Regions from separate parts of the Homo sapiens genome. Here region 2 is linked to region 1. A link is an interaction called in ENCODE POLR2A ChIA-PET data of the cell type or tissue named here. Cell type or tissue: PC-3. All regions are shown on one strand. Each heading gives the region's core, and the rest is flanking DNA. Links, peaks and the distances in the headings are about the cores only.

Evidence for each region. ChIA-PET counts read pairs that join two places held together with the same protein. Peaks named below come from ENCODE experiments on the same cell type or tissue, not always from the same donor. Only the 100,000 strongest peaks of a DNase experiment are listed, where the experiment ranks them.
Region 2: POLR2A ChIA-PET joins it to region 1 with 5 read pairs; 2 of 35 experiments call an interaction of 5 or more read pairs at or near these places.

Annotation. Positions count from the first base shown.
Region 1 is chr5:38,849,505-38,857,846 of GRCh38, reverse strand. The region is part of intron 1 of OSMR (oncostatin M receptor); the gene reads right to left. Among named protein-coding and RNA genes, the nearest start is that of OSMR, 7.7 kb to the right of the region's middle. In PC-3, for the core only: no CTCF peak of the experiment used is centred there; a DNase peak (open chromatin) is centred at 3,596; H3K4me3 peaks cover 358 bases; H3K27ac peaks cover 1,837 bases.
Region 2 is chr5:39,362,579-39,370,920 of GRCh38, reverse strand. C9 (complement C9) reads left to right here and starts at 6,426. Exons shown (of 11, transcript NM_001737.5): 1 at 6,426-6,533. The coding sequence starts at 6,457. In PC-3, for the core only: no CTCF peak of the experiment used is centred there; no DNase peak of the experiment used is centred there.

The sequences.
Region 1 (8,342 bases), core at 214-8,213:
AAAACACAAAAATTAGCCAGGCATGGTGGCACGCCTCCATAGTCCCAGCTACTCGGGAGGCTGAAGCAGGAGAATTGCTTGAACCTAGGAGGCGGCGATTACAGTAAGCTGAGATGGCACCATTGCACTCCAGCCTAGGCGACACAGCGAGACTCCATCTCAAGAAAAAAATAAAAATAAAAAGATAGCTAGAAGAGAGAGTTTTAAATGTTATCAGAAAGAAATGATAAATGTGTAAAGTTTTGAATATGCTAATTACTTTGATCAGTATACAATGTATACATACACTGAAACATCACAACTGTACCCCATAATTATGTATAATTATTATGTGTCAATTTTAAATAAAATTTCAAATGAGTTTGTATTACAACTGAATATTAAAGCCGGGGGAAAACTAATTCTAGAGGAAATAGTTTCTAGTCATAAGCAAGGGGAAGTCAAAGAAAAATCCTCCAAAATGACACTCACTTTGAAATTTAAAATATCCCTTATATTCTGTGGGCTTAGTATATCATCCTCTTCACATTCATATCATTTGAGGAATGCAAGGTGTTCACCACTGAAAGGAAATCTCATCTCATAAATTTAAAAGCAGATGATTCAGAGAATGATGTGCATGTTGCCAAATGTTTTTTAAAAAGGACTACTTAAAATGTTTCTAAAATTTTGATGTTTTCCTAGAATATCGAGTATTTTACATGTCACAAAAAATTAAGGTTATAGGGCAGAAAAACTTAAGACTAAAAATTAGAAGCCACTTGCCATTTAAGGGTAAGCAGAAATTAGAGAATAAAAGCTGTCAAGCAACACAATGGAAAGACATGAGTATTTACAAAAGATGTATTTCTATGGTTTGGGTACCAAAGAAGAGCCTTTGAGAATCATCAAGATAGTCTTGTCTGGGCCAGGCATGATGGCTCATGCTTATAATCCCAGCATTTTGGGAGGCCGAGGCTGGAGGATCACTTGAGGCCAGGAGTTCCAGACCAGACTGGGCAACATAGCAAGATCCATCTCTACAAATAAAAATTAAGATTACCTGGGCATGGTGGCACGTGCCCCTAGTCCCAGTTTCAAGGGAGGCTGAGTCAGGTGGATCCCTTGTTTCTGGGAGTTCAAGGGTGCAGTGAGCCATGATCACACCACTACATTCCAGCCTGGGTGTCAGAGCCTATCTCTAAAACCAAAAATAAAAGATCACAAGATGGTCTTATCTGGAATTCCTGCCCTTTATACTGTCTCTCACATATGTCAGGCTATGAATCCTAGAAGGTTAGCTTTTGTGCTCAGATTCCCTGTTTTCTTCTGTCATCAGTTCACACATGTTGGGCAGGGGCAAGCAGGACACAGTAGTCACTGCCTACACATGAGCAAAGTGATTATTATTTCCAGCAGTGGGACTGGACAAGGCCACCCCCTGTGTTTCAGGCCCCAGGCCACCTGAGGACCACAGACAGAGGGAAGATGAGTCCTAGCTACTGCCCAAAAACCTTCTGCTAAAATCAATAAAGTATATCAAAACGTGCAGAACAGGAATCAACACCTGGCAGAACATTCCAGAGACACTGTGGAGCCTCTTTGATAAATGCCATAGGAACAGGCTTCCTCATGGCTGATGCAGTATGAAAAAACACAGACACCAATGATTCCAAGTTAGCTGCTTCCAAGACCCAAGAAGTCCTCAGTTCTATACCTTGTAAATAAATTCTCCTCAAGTTGTCCTATTCCAAGTGTGCCAACTGTTTCCTGATGGATGGGACCCTGACTAACACAACGAAAAGCCCAGAGGTGAGGGAGAAAACTCTGCAAAGACCCTGAGGTTGGGGGCTGCTTGGAGGATTTAGGGAACGAGGAGGAGCCAGGTGTGACTAGAGAGGAGTGAACAAGCAAGCTGGTGAGAGCCAGAGAAGACATCTAGAGGGCATGCAGACAGGCAGAACAGAGCAGGCAAAATATGGGAAGAAACTGGGCTTCTGCTCTGGGCCAGATGGGAGCCACTGTAGATTTTAAGCAGAGGAGTAACGTGGTCTGGTTTACATTGAACAGAAGCCTGCAAGGATGAGAGATTGAAGGGACAACAGTGAAGTGAGGGACAACAGTGAAGTGAGGGACAACAGGTGGGGGGGTGTGGCGGTGGCAGTGGGGGTTGGGGGGGTTAGTGCAATGGTCCAGGGAAGAATGATGAGGGTCTCAGAGCAGGTGACAGCCGTGGAAGCAGTGAGCAGTGGTGGAATTTGAGAATGATTTAAAAGATAGAGCTGACAGGACAGGGGTGGTGACAAAGTGACACATCATGGATGGCTACAACAGTTTTGACCAGAGCCCCTCGAAGAATGGAATTACTGTTTATGGAGGAGCAGAGGAGTGTGGGAGTAACACACCTGGTGGTCTGTATCAATAGTTCAATTTGCCACATGTTAAGTTCAAGATGCTTATTTCATCTCCAAGAAAAGATGTCAGGCAGCTAGCCGGATACACAGTTTGAAGGTCTGGGAGTGGTCCTGGCTAGGCATATACATTCAGGCATCCTCAGTGCTTACACATAGTACTTAAACCCATAAGACTAGACCATCACCAAACCAGAAGTACAGACAGAAAAGCTAGGAGGTCAGCGCACGAAGCTCTGGGCTGCTCCACACCCTCTACTGTGGCCCCTCCTGCAGATCAAGTGAAAATCCAAGATTGGGCCAGGCTTTCCTAGCTTGCCTCAAGGGTGAGGGCTGTGTGGTGGGGGTGAGCAATCTGCACAGCCCCTGCAGCCCCGACACAGTCTCACTGCTGCTCTGGCCGGGACAACCTTGGTGGTGTCTCCTCTGCAGCTCTGCTTCTGGCACAAGAAAGGCAGCCAGCTCTCTCATCCACCCGGCCGGCTTTCTCTCTCGACTACTGTCAGTGAGGAGCACTGCTACTTCCAACTTCCAGTGAGAAAAGGAAGTCAGGGAAGTGTGAAGCAGCAGAATTTAGAAAGGGAAAAAATACTTCCTACTTCATCCCCACTACTTGGTCCTTTCCCCAAATCTGTTCTTCATTTCTCTCTCTTTTTCAGGTCTCCATTATTCCCAACTAGACTATAAGCCACTTGCAGGCAGGCCTGGATCTTATTCCCCATTGTCTGTCAGTCCCAGAAGACAGTTGCTACTCAGTAAGTATTTGATAAATGAATAAAAATGGGTACTAATTTTCTCACATTCTCTCTTCTTTGCTTTCAATCTTTTTTTAATGAAAATAGATATCTGTTCAGGCCTTTCTACTTTTACTATTGTCAAATATTGCCTAATTTATAAATCTTGCATTGACTTTCCTTCTCTGCAGGGCAAAAGAAGGAAAGAAAAATTACCCATTGATTTTGTAGAACTTCTTAATCAAATCTTGTCTCTTTGCAAAATCTCATTCTCAGTAAAGATGCTTATGAAAATCCCTCAGAAAAATATCACATGCGTAATAAAACACAACTTTTTAAATGGATTTCAGTCTGCCCTTCCTCACCACACTTCTTGTTCTGTCATTACTGAAATATTCCTGGGAAGTTTCCTCACCACAAATAATGCCCATGAGAAGCAGCGTGATAAGAGTCATTCACGTCCCAAGAATGTGGGTGTGTTGACAAACTTCAAAACTGGCTGGGTGACCTGATGATGTCTTATGCAAATGCCATTTTAAAGGAAGAAGCCCTTTCTTGGAGGTCTCATGCCTGGGTGTATGCATTTATGAAAGAGTCCTGTGCAGCAGTACAAAGAGTTGAATGCTACTTCTTGCGGGTTCTGCATGATTCTCAGGCTCGGTTATCTTTTTTTTTTTTTTAAGAGTACTGCCAGTTATATATTTGAGAGCCCCTTTGAAGAGGCCTCTGCCTTACAGCATAGGGTTGATTACTTACAAGTGTTCACTCCAATTCCCTTCCTCCTCAAGGCTCCACAGTCAGAAGCTACAGCCATGGGAAGCTTTGAGTATTTCTCCTTTCATGTCCGTCCCCCACACCCCACCTCTTGAACCTGTCCACTGGATAATGGTTAAGTGTTTCCACCAGTGTTATAAGGTAAATCCTGATTTATAAAATTGAATTAGCTGATGAATAACTGATTTTTTAAAAACGCAACATTCAGTTCAAGATTTCTGCAATTTGTGACATCAGCTAGGATTAAAGCTGAGTCTCTAAAAGGTAAATGAAGCCAAATAAAAAAATGAAAAACTGGAATCCAAGGGTATTCTGAATCCAAAAAATATGTACATATGCTAAAGGTGATATTTTAAATCACTTTTGAGATCACAGAAATCATTCCCCAAAATGGTACTGGAACAATAGCACGCAGACTTGTGGGAAAAGGAAGCTGTAATATTAATAATTAAGTACCATGGACTCTGACATAAAATGCTTAGGGTCAAATTCCTACTTTGGTACTTAAAAACCATATGGCCAATGACAAGTGATTTAACCCCTCTAGGTTTCAATGTCCTTTTCTGTAGAAGGAGAAGAATAAAATAACCTACCTTATAGCATTGGCATGAGGATTAAATGGGCTTATGAGAACCTACATACAGCAAACCCAGTTAATGTTAATTTTATCATTAAGTCTATTGCCTCATTTCCTTCAGCAAAATAAATTCCAGATGAACAAAGATATCAATGCAAGGAATAAAACCATTAAAAGTACTAGATTAAATCATAGGTAAATAGTTTTATAATCTGTTAGGCATGATATAAAACTCATAAGCAAAAAAGATAAGGATGTAGGGGGAGGGTGAAGAATGATAAAGATAGCTATACTGATTAACAAACATTGAAACATTTTAGTGCTTTAAATGAAAACAATAGGGCCGGGCGCGGTGGCTCACGCCTGTAATCCCAGCACTTTGGGAGGCCGAGGCGGGCGGATCACGAGGTCAGGAGATCGAGACCATCCTGGCTAACACGGTGAAACCCCGTCTCTACTAAAAAATACAAAAAATTAGCCGGGCGTGGTGGTGGGCGCCTGTAATCCCAGCTACTCGGGAGGCTGAGGCAGGAGAATGGCATGAACCCAAGAGGCGGAGCTTGCAGTGAGCCAGGATAGCGCCACTGCAGTCCAGCTTGGGCGAAAGAGTGAGACTCCGTCTCAAAAAAAAAAAAAAAAAAAAAAAAAAAAAATGAAAACAATAGTTTCAATATGTATCACAAAGAGCTATCCCTCATATACAAAGAGTTCTTAGAAATAAGTAAAAACAGGCATACAACTCTGTAGAAAAACATGAATACATAATTCATGAAAAGAGGGAAATACAAATATCACCCTTCCCTACAAAAAACTTGGCAAGATCACTAAGAATTAAAGACAATTGTGTGTGTGTGTATGTCTGTGTATGTCTATGTAGTATCCAATTGGTAACGTTTAAAAAGGTCTTAATACCTCACATTGGTAAGAGTTTACAGAAATAAGCATTGTGACTCACTAATGATCAAAGCATACAACCTTACAGAGGTCCATTTGACCACATCTACTAAAATTCTATGTGTATTTCTCTTGATCCAGAAATCATTCTGTAATTCTATTGCTGAAATTTTGCCCTACAGATGATAGACAGAGTATTGCACATGTTGTACGCAAATGTGTTTAAAGACTGTTATAGCACTGTGTACATGAGGGAAAAAATAAAAATCCAAGAGCCTTTCAAAAAGAACAGAAAAATAATTATGGTGCATTTCTACAAAGGAACAACATGCAACTGTTAAAAAGAATGAACTAGATCCATGCACTGACATGGAAAAATATTCTAAAATATTGAGTGAATGTATTAGTTTGTTTTCACACTGCTGATAAAGACATACCAGAGACTGGGTGATTTACAAAAGAAAGAGGTTTAATGGACTCACAGTTCCACGTGGTTGGGGAGGCCTCACAGTCATGGTGGAAGGAGAAAGGCACATTTCACATGGTGGCAGACAAGAGAAGAATGAGAGCCAAGTGAAAGTGGTTTCCCCTTATAAAACCATCAGATCTCGTGAGACTTATTCTCTACCACGAGAACAGTATGGGGGAAACTGCCCCCATGATTCCGTTATCTCGTACTGGGTTCCTCCCACAACATGAGGGAATTATGGGAGCTACAGTTCAAGATGAGATTTGGGTGGGGACACAGCCAAACCACATCAGTGAATAAGTCAGTTTCAAAACAGTATATACCTAAGAACATCTCTGAAAGAGAACTGTGGCAGTGTGCAGCTGTGCCCCTCAGTGCTCCCTTCAAGAGAGCGTAGATGACTGACAGCCTTCAGACACTGCCCCTTCAGATCTGTGGAAGATTCACACACCCCAGGCTGCTCCCACCCAATGGCTGCAGCTGGAAGCAACTCCTTCCCACCTTCCTTCCTCCCCATCTCCTTCCACAGGCATCACACCTGCACTGGGTCTGAAGGCTCTGTGCCTACAGTTACTCCCTTTCCCCTTACAAGTCCTTCCCCCAGTAAATCTCTTGCACATGTGTTTCTGGCTTGCTCTCTTCTACTTGAGGGATCCAAACCAGCCCCAAAGACACACCCACTTACTAAGTTATAAATTTAGAGCTGAGATGGAGGGAGGGAGGTGGGCAGAATAAGAGAAATTATAGATAACTCACTTTAAGTTATACAGTTCTGCAACATAAAGCATTCCTTAAAACGTGTGTGTGTGCATGTTTTAAACATATTAAGCTCAGTCTTGTGCAAGTGGCAATTTCCTTATTTCCACACTTGAAACCATATATCCCAACATGATTAAACTAGTTGACAGTGTTTGTGTTTCCAGTCCAACCCATGGTATTGAACAGACTTGAAAAAGGTTGGCAGTTTTTACCTACTGGATCAGCCTGGGAGGATGCCGTGTTTTTCTGTACAGAAAATGTAACCTCTTAGGTTCTGAGAGAGTGTAGATACTTTAATGATCTATTTCCAAATGCAAAAAGTAACCAGTGTCCTGAGTAGAAAAATCATACTACCATCCCCGGCTGACAGACAGACACACTGAAGTATATATATGAAGTAAATTTGCTCAAAATCCCCCATTAGGGAGATTGAAAGTAGAAAGAGGTGACCAAGAAATACCACGGTGTATGAAAAATTTACTCACAAGAAAGCGTAACTTCTGTTGATGCACATCTTCTCAAAAGCTGGCATTACACATGAACAATGAAACCTCAATCACTCTTTTCTGAGAATTATTTTGTCTTACATTTTTCCAAGTGTTCTTTATGTCTTACATTTTTCTATTTGCAGAAGCCACTTACAATTGTGCTTTTCTTTAGTTGACATTAAATGTCATATTCAGGCTGCATATATTTTATATGACTGTCTTCATCTTAAGTCAACAGTTTAAAATAATCCAGATAGTTAATTGCCTCAATGACTCTAGATCTAAGAACAGAGCTAGGTATTCTATTTAGCGATCTCACCAACCCTCTTTCTTTTAACAAAAATAAAGGAAGAGAGGGAGAGAAGAAGGAAGAAAGGAAAACAACTATAATTTAGTTCTTTAGCATGTAATTTTAAAAGAAATCAATTTAAAAATGCTTTCAATCATATTCATTACAAATAGGAAGTACTATCACTAGCAGCATAAATTTAAATAGTTGTACAAGACTGTACACCCAAATGTGGACAAAGGACCAGCAGTATTGACATCACCTGGTAGCTTGTCAGAAATGCAAAATCTCAGGCCAGACCTTAGACCTCTTGAATCTGCATTTAAATAATATCCTCAGGTGATTCATATGCACATTCAAGTTTGAGAAACACTACTATATTTAAAATATATGATATATTTTTGTCTCTTAGGATACTACCAATAAATAAAGGAAATATTTACTGGTTCCTATTACCAATAGGGCACTCTGCAAAACCATGAGTAGGATATAAATATGAAAAAGATCCCAGCTAGCATGTATAAGATACTAACTCTCTACAAGGTGCTTTGCTAAGTGACGTACATGCATTTATTAATTGAATCCTCACAACAGCGCTAAGAAAAGGATTATATTATTATTCCCATTCACAGAGGAGGAAATTAAGGATAAGAAAGTTGACAAGTAATTTATCCAAACTGACCCAGTTAATCTGATGTGTAGCCAATATTTGAAATCAGATAAGTCATTAACCAAAGTTCACATGACACAGTTTCCTTAAAGCTTGGAGCTCATACCAAAGTGGACATTAAAGCATTAAAAATTGCTAACAATTATAAACTCAATAAAATCTTAATTAAAAATAGGATTTTATTAAACTTGACAGGCTATTTGTAAAGAGAAAATGTATGTGATTTATAAAAAAAGTTGTTTTAAAAAGCACAAATATATACCACAAGATTTTCAAAAACACTATAAAGCTACAGTAG
Region 2 (8,342 bases), core at 343-8,342, 510 kb before region 1:
AAGCAGGTTCCAGGGGAATTGAAAGTAAGCCACAGATGAGCTAGAGAAGGCTGCTGATAAGAATATGTTGCACAAATTATCTGGCTTATCCAGGTGCTCTGCCGTGCGTCTAACCCGTTGAGCCTGTGTGTTATCTCCACGTGACTTAATCTGTGAGATCTTGCCACAGGTTAACTTGCTCGTGTGTACAAGAGGCGGACATTCCTTTCAGTGCAGTCGGAACTACTGTTGATCAAGCAGAGAGTGGCAGTTACTGAAGTGTCCCTGCAAAGTGGAAACACACCTGTTCCTTATACAGTTGGCTCTCCTAACCTCAGATTTCGCATCTGCAGATTCAACCAGCCACAGATGGAAAATATGTGAATAGAAAATAAAATAAAAATAATGCAGCAATTAAAATAATACAAATAAAAACAATACAGTATAACAACTATTTACACAGCATTTATATTATATTAGTTATTATAAGTAATCTGTAAATAATTTAAAGTGTATGAGAGAATGTACATAGGTTATATGCCATTTTATATAACGGACTTGAGTATCCGCAGATTTTGGTATCTGCAGGAATTAATCCTCCACAGATACCAAGGGACAACTGTAATTTCTTTAATAAGCAGTGGTATTCACACCTGTGTGCCAGAAGTTCAGCTTTTCATGGTAACCCTATTATCTTGGAAAGAGAGTTCCTTTACATATCAAATATATCTAAGCTAAAAGCTGAACTTTAACAGCCAGCATGCCCTTAAATTTCTCACATAAAAGGGAGAAGGTATAGACTTTCCCAAAATAACCTTGCATCTGTGAAGTACTTTACCATTTATGCAAAATAACTTTATTCCATTGATGCCATTCATAACCCTTTGAGGAGGGATCTGTTACTGTTGCAAGTCTTACTCAGGCAAGACTGGCATCCATGCTTTAAAAAAAGCTGCACTCTACCCCAACTCTTAAGGGAGTGTTTTTCATGGTATTTTATTACAAAACTGTGTGTTGAAGTAGAGAGATCCTTTCATCAATTGATCTCAGACTTTACCATCAAAATATTAACTGTGGTGTCTAGAGAGAGCCAAACAGAGGGTAATTTTGTGTCTTTCCTGAGGTGGAAGGAAAAGAAAAGGGGGGAAGGAACAGAGGATGTAGCTAACCCAGGAGTGTGGTTGACCGTGGAATAACCTGATGAGTGAGGACTCTGACCCATATTCCCGGAATACGTTTAATACAAAATCTGGGAAAAGATGGGAGCTGCCCCAAAGCCCCTGGTAAATATTTAAGCTATTACGATTTGAGGAGGTTGCTAAACAATAAAACAAATAATTATTGCTGGGAAATGGTATGTTTTGAACTAATTCCCTTCTGCTAAAAATAAAAACTCATGTTCTAGGCTGATATGTACAATATCAGCCTAGGGACATATACAAGGCTATGTACTGGCAGCAGCTCTGTTAACATGTTGTAATTACAGCAACGCTGATGGACAAGGGCCAGCCATTTGTCATCTCACCTGATGAGTGGCCAAGCCCCTCATTTGCCCTTGCTTGGAATTGTGTCCTGCATTTAATTACTAAACCTCTACCACATACTGAAATCATACAAGTGCTTGTCTCCAGCAAGACCATGGTGTGGGCTGCTCAGTGGCAAAGAAGCTGGCCTTCTGCAGAGATGAAAGATGAGGTTGTTAAAAATGGAAGGGAAAAAAAAACCCAACTCTGAAATTCTTTATGACTAATTTTTCCTTGTGATATTGGTTGTGGAGTTTTCTGTCAATTCTTTATTCACTTGGTTGATTTCAACCATTATTTTATCTTACTTACAAGAAAGCAGAATCATTGCTGCTCTAAAAGTTACAGGGTAACATGACTGGGCTGGAATTGAGTAGAGGATGCTTCTCGGGTGTGTCTGATGCTGCCTCCTTAGTGGAAGCTCTAAAATTTCACTGTGGCATTGCAAGACCTGTGGATCTTTGGACAGTCAGTAAGAAACAGCTATGGAATGGGGCAGGCATTCCTAATGAGATCCCTGGATACTAAGATCCCTTAACTTACTGCTAAGGGACTTTCAAGAAACTGTTTCCTTCACTATAAAAGAGTCAAATGGAAATGACCCTCAACATATTTATATCAAATCAGTAAAAATTAAGTGTTTCTGCCTGCTGGTCAAAGTTTTAATGTACATATGTCTATGTTTGCCTTAAAAACTGGGAAAAGTATTATTAAGCAAAAAACTTAGTTCACTATCACAAAGTTCCCAAGAAAATTGAAACTAAGAAGGGAACAAAGGGCAACTGAATGGCGAAAACCCTCAGCAGAGTGGAAAACCCTGGAATCAGAGTTTAAAGACATGGTTTGTTCAAATCTCACCCCTGCCTCTTCTGTGTAGCCTTGCAGGTATTTCTCTGAGCCTCATCTGTGAGACTAGAATAAAAGCTTACCTTCTATGGAGTTGACAGGACTCAGTAACGAATTTTATAGTAAAGTACCCTATAAGCAACATGACGTACTTAAAATAATAACAATAGTAGTAATAGCAAGGTAGGAAAAGCCTGAGATGTGGAGCCAGACATAGCAAGTACAAATGTGCAGTTACTCGTCCCTGGCTGACGCTGGACAAATGATGTAATCTCAATGTGTCTCCATTTCCTCAGCTGTAAAACAGATTATTTTCAGGATTAAATGAGATTGCATATATAAATATGGCCTGACACATATTAGAAGTTCAATAAACATTTATTTTGTTATTTGGAAGCCTTTAAGTGTTATACAAATGAAAATGTTACTATTTTCACTGCTCTAGTCTAATGCATGATGATGCTTTATTTCTCTGACATACACACAGAAACATAAGCCTCATTTCAAAACACCTCAGACACATGATAGATGTTAAGGACAAGAAAGAGTTAAAAGCATAAAAATGTGGAGCATATTATTCATATATTTTATATATTTATATAATATTTATGATTTTATATTATAATTATGCATTATATGTAATATATAATTACATATATTATAATTATATAATTATAATATGTAATATATAATATAATTTGGCTCTGTGTCCTCACTCAAATCTCATCTCGAATTGTAATCCCCACATGTTGAGGGAGGGACGTGCTAGGAGGTGATGGGATCATGGGGACGGTTTCCCCTGTACTGTTCTTGTGATAGTGAGTGAATTATGAGAGCTAATGGTTTGTTTGTTTGTTTTTGAAACAAAATCTCGCTCTTGTCCCCCAGGCTGGAGTGGGACAGAGCGATCTCAGCTCACTGCAACCTCTGCCTCCTGGGTTCAAGCAATTCTCCTGTCTCAGCCTCCCAAGTAGCTGAGATTACAGGCGCCTGCCACCACGCCCAGCTAATTTTTGTATTTTTAGTAGAGATGGGGGGTTTCACCATGTTGGCCAGGCTGGTCTCGAACTCCTGACCTCAGATGATTCGCCAGCCTCGGCCTCCCAAAGTGCTGGGATTACAGGCGTGAGCCACCACGCCCAGCCAGCTAATGGTTTTAAAGTGTGGCACTTCCTCACTCTTGCTCTCTCCTAATGCCATTTACGAAGTGCCTTGCTTTCCTTTCACCTTCCACCATGATTATAAGTTTCCTGAGGCATCCCTAGCCATGCAGAACTATGAGTCAATTCAACCACTTTTGTTTGTAAATTACCCAGTCTCAGGTGGTATCTTTTTTTTTTTTTTTGAGACGGAGTTCCACTCTATCGCCTGGGCTAGAGTACAGTGGTGCAATCACGGCTCACTGCAACCTCCGACTCTAGATTCAAGCAATTCTCTTGCCTCAGCCTCCCAAGCAGCTGGGATTAGAGTCACCCGCCACCATGCCTGGCTAATTTTTTTGTATTTTTATAGAGATGGGGTTTCACCATGTTGGCCAGGCTGGTCTTGAACACCTGACCTCAGGTGATCTGCCCTCCTGGGCCTCCCAAAGGGCTGGGATTACAGGGGTGAGCCACCGTGCCAGCCAGGTAGTATCTTTGTAGCAGTGTGAAAATGGACTAATACAATATATATTGCCAATATATAATTAATATGCTATTAGTATACTTTACTGCTGTCATTATTTTTCTACATTATATTTAACCTGAACTATGGTGATAAAATAAATACAACTGAGCAATTCAGAAAAGCCTCCTATTCAAACTAGTCAGCCAAAAATATCCCCTCACTCCCTCATCCCCCTTCCATTGATTTAGTCTCCAAAGAGACAGGTGATGTACAATCTCCAGTCACATCAACTTATCAAGTCTAATCATCACAACTTCTAATCAATTAGCATCAAATCTAGTTAGTATAAAGCATCCCATCCTGACTGCTTTTCAGTCTTTATTTCCATAAGTATCTTGATAGGGTCCAGAGAGGCCTCATAAGAGCCCTCAACATTGCTACAGCATTTTTCTTTTTGTGAGACAGAGTCTCACTCTGTTGTCCAGGCTGGAGTGCAGTGGTGCCATCTTGGCTTACTGCAAACTTTGCCTCCCAGGATCAAGCAATTTTCATGTTTCAGCCTCCCAAGTAGCTGGGATTACAGGCACACACCACCCCACCCACCTAATTTTTGTATTTTTAGTAGAGATGAAGTTTCACCATGTTGGCCAGGCTGGTCTCAAACTCCTGGCCTCAAGTGATCCACCCACCTCTGCCTCCCAAAGTGCTGGGATTATAGGCGTGCGCCACTGCACCTGCCCTGCTACAGCATATTTGACAGATTCATACTGTTTCCAAATGTAGCCCACCTGTTATTAGCCAAGACTCACAGGAAGTGTCTTTCAGGCATGGACTCATCCCATGACATAGTTACACGAGTTGTGGCATCCATTCGAATCATCTTATTACTTGGCAGTTCTGCATGGCCTACACTCCACAGCAAGCTCAGGAAAAGGTGAGATCAGTCCCATTGAAGACCTCAAGTTCTCTGCATAAAAAGGAGAGGGGCCAAGAAAGTGGGTGAGAGTAGATACCTTTTACCACAGGTAGGAATATCAGTAGAAAAGGTAAGGCAGTACTGGAGAAAATAGCTGTATATTCTGTCTTCCCTCAGCTCCACCCCTTGCTTTGCTGGTCTTTATATGTGCTAATGTTTGAAATTTGCCTATAAGTAATAATAATACTTATAAAGTCCCTTTAAGAACTATATCCAGAGATATCTGATGTCTTTCTTCTCAAGGTGGTCATCCTCAGTCTCAACCCTGGCTACACGTTAGAATGATCCGCAAAGCTTTTAAAAGCATGGATGCAGGGTCTCATCACAAGTCAATTAACTTAGAGCTGAGCAGACAGCGGGCAGCCATCACTACTGTTCTCAAGAGTCCCCAGGTCATTCTATTTTTGCAGTCAGTGCTTTAAGAGCAGTTGTGATGTCCACATTCTCTGGTGTTCCCAAAAAGGCACTGCTCTTCCCACAAGTGCTGGGAAGCATGAAATGTGAGGGGGAGACTATTTTTCATGGGTAGGAACAAGTTTTTCTGTCTCAGATTCTATCTTGTTGACATGTGTGATGCTGAGATAAGGAGACCACTCTTTCTGGTGGACGCCCTTAATGCCTTCGGGAGTTTACATCTCATTCTTCAAAATGTACCACTCGGCCTATAAGGAAAGCCAGGATTGTAAATGCATTTGCTCACGTGGAAATAACCTACCTAGCCCATTTGCAGATTAAAAAAAAAATGAAGCATCTACGTCTGTGCCATCCTTTCCACTAAGTGCAGTTCTTTACTAACTTTGACTTCATGCCTCCATGAGAAGCATCCACAGGCTTTTTTTTCCCCAAAATTGCATACTCCCTCATCTTCCACCCAACCCCTCGAGTCTTGCAAACTAAGAACTGCTGGGGGTCCTTCATTTTTGTTTCTATTTTTTTGTTTTTGTTTTTGTTTTTGTTTTGTTTTGCCGGAATTTTGCTCTTGTTGCCCAGGCTGGAGTTCAGTGGCCCCACCTCGGCTCACCGCAACCTCCGCCTCCCAGATTCAAGCAATTCTCCTGCCTCAGCCTCCAAAGTAGCTGGGATTACAGGCACCCACCACCATGCCTGGCTAATTTTTTGTATTTTTAGTAGAGATGGGGTTTCACCATGTTGGCCAGGCTGGTCTCGAACTCCTGACGTCAGGTAATCCACCCACCTCAGCCTCCCAACATGCTGTGATTACAGGCGTGAGCCACTGCGCCCGGCCTTTGTTTCCATTTTCACACAGCACTGCTGCCCATCTTAGGGACTTTAGCATTCACAGGCCCATTGCCCCATATCTACTTGTCAATATGAGAAAGCAGGAGGCCAAGAATTACAAAATGATTCTCCTTTGGTTGGACTTCAGTACCCAGGCCACCCAAATTGACAAAAACTCTGAATGCAGACAAACAATGCTTGTTCCCTGTCCTCTGGCCCTTTGCAAATAAATGCCTTACCAGACCTGCCCTGCCACCCCACTCGCAGCCACCCAGCAAGAGCAGCATGTCAGCCTGCCGGAGCTTTGCAGTTGCAATCTGCATTTTAGAAATAAGCATCCTCACAGCACAGTACACGACCAGGTGAGTCAGTTACTTTTCTGCTTGTCTCTGGAAGTTTCCTGTAGGATTAGCATCTCAAGGTCTTCTTAGCAGCAAAGTACATGACAATGTTAATCCACATGGCAATATACAGAGCCCTAGAATCTAAACTTCGAAAAGAGATAAGAAAATACATAGGGTGCATCTTTATGAGTTTTCTGTGGAAATGTGCTGCTGTTTCTGGGGATTTATTTTCAACAAGGCACTCAAATGTTAAGATTGAGGTATTCTTTAAATATCTGGAATTATAAAATAAAGCTTGTTTTCACCAGTGTATGATGAACCTGGGTTTATTAGTGCCTGATGTCTGAGAAGTTTAAAATTAAGGAAATTAATCTTTCCCTCACTCTGCTTCAATGCCTGACACCTTTAACATTTGGATACATCACCCTTTTGCCTCCACATTAGGCAAAGGTTAACTATTTTGTTTCTTTCCCTTGACATCCTGAGTTGTGTTCAGAGGCATGCATTTTGTTTAGGGCCATTTGGGATTTAGGTCATATTTCTTCCATTCCAGAATTGCAGTGATGCAGACCTGTCACTCATGCTTCTACCAAAGATACTTTTTCTCCTTTTTCTCTGATCCTAATCGGAATTGCAAAGCCCATGGCAAGTCATCCAGGAAACAAATCACCCATATAATAAGTTTTTATTGAACAGCTACACTGTACCTAGAAATGGTGGAGGTTAGGGTCACATGAGGCATCCTTCCTTCCATCCTGGAGTCATCAGAGTAGACATCGACCTGTATAATTCAATACAGGATGATCCGTTCTGGGGAGAGTACTGAAATATTCCTCACTTCAACAGTGTGGCTGGGGGGAAATGTCTGCCCAAGCCCTGTTCCTCTGCTCAGACATAACCATAACCTGCTTCCAATTCCTCATTAGTCATTTGACTCTTGGTTTACCCAAATGCTGTTTTGAACTTTGATGCCCGTCTCCAGTACATATTTGCCTGCCTCTTGGCTGCAGTTGGAGGCCGCCATTCAGCCTGGGCTCCACTCAACAAGTGGGTTATTCACAGGGCTGTATCTTTCAGGAGGGGGCACCCAGAGGTGCTACACAGATGAACATGGGCCCTGGATCCAGTGCTCGACCAGACCTTTCCTTCATCCCTCCTCTTTCCATATTATCTGTAAAGCATTGTACCATTCAGGAAATATTTTTGTTTAGTGGGCATCTGGGCACAAAAGGGATTTGGAAAGGCAGTTCCTCCAAGTTGCTTTAGCTCCCTTGAACTTCACCTGACCCTTTCTTAAGCTAAAAAATAATAATAATAATTCAAACAACCCACATTCCTAGATTGCAGCTCCTGCTGATCAAAAATGAGAGGCTGTGGGGAAGCTTTGATTGCTTTGAAGTGCGTACCCCCTGGGTCCTGGCCACACTCAGCTGTTTCAGGGAGGACCGGAAAGCCCCATTAGCTGGACCCCAGCTCCAGCAGCTGCACGGCTGAGTTTGGTTTGGTTTCGTGGGCTCCCATTGCTATGCCCTCTTGAGTTTGCCCCGGTTGCCCTGCTCTGAATGCTCTGTGCTTTGCCCTTTGACGGGGGTTGAGGTCAAAACAGAGTGTTCAGAGCCCTCAGTCATGAAGTGAGACGATTTGTTTGAATAATAGCTAACTGAAATTTGCAAAATAACTTTTAAAATCCTCTGAAGCTAGACTTCCCAGGCTCAGGTCAAGGTGCCTTTACTTACCAACAGTGTCATTTTGGGCGGGTTGCTTGGCCTCTCTGTACCTCGCTTCCCTCGTCTGTAAGATGTGGTTTTATTTATGTCCTGGGACTAC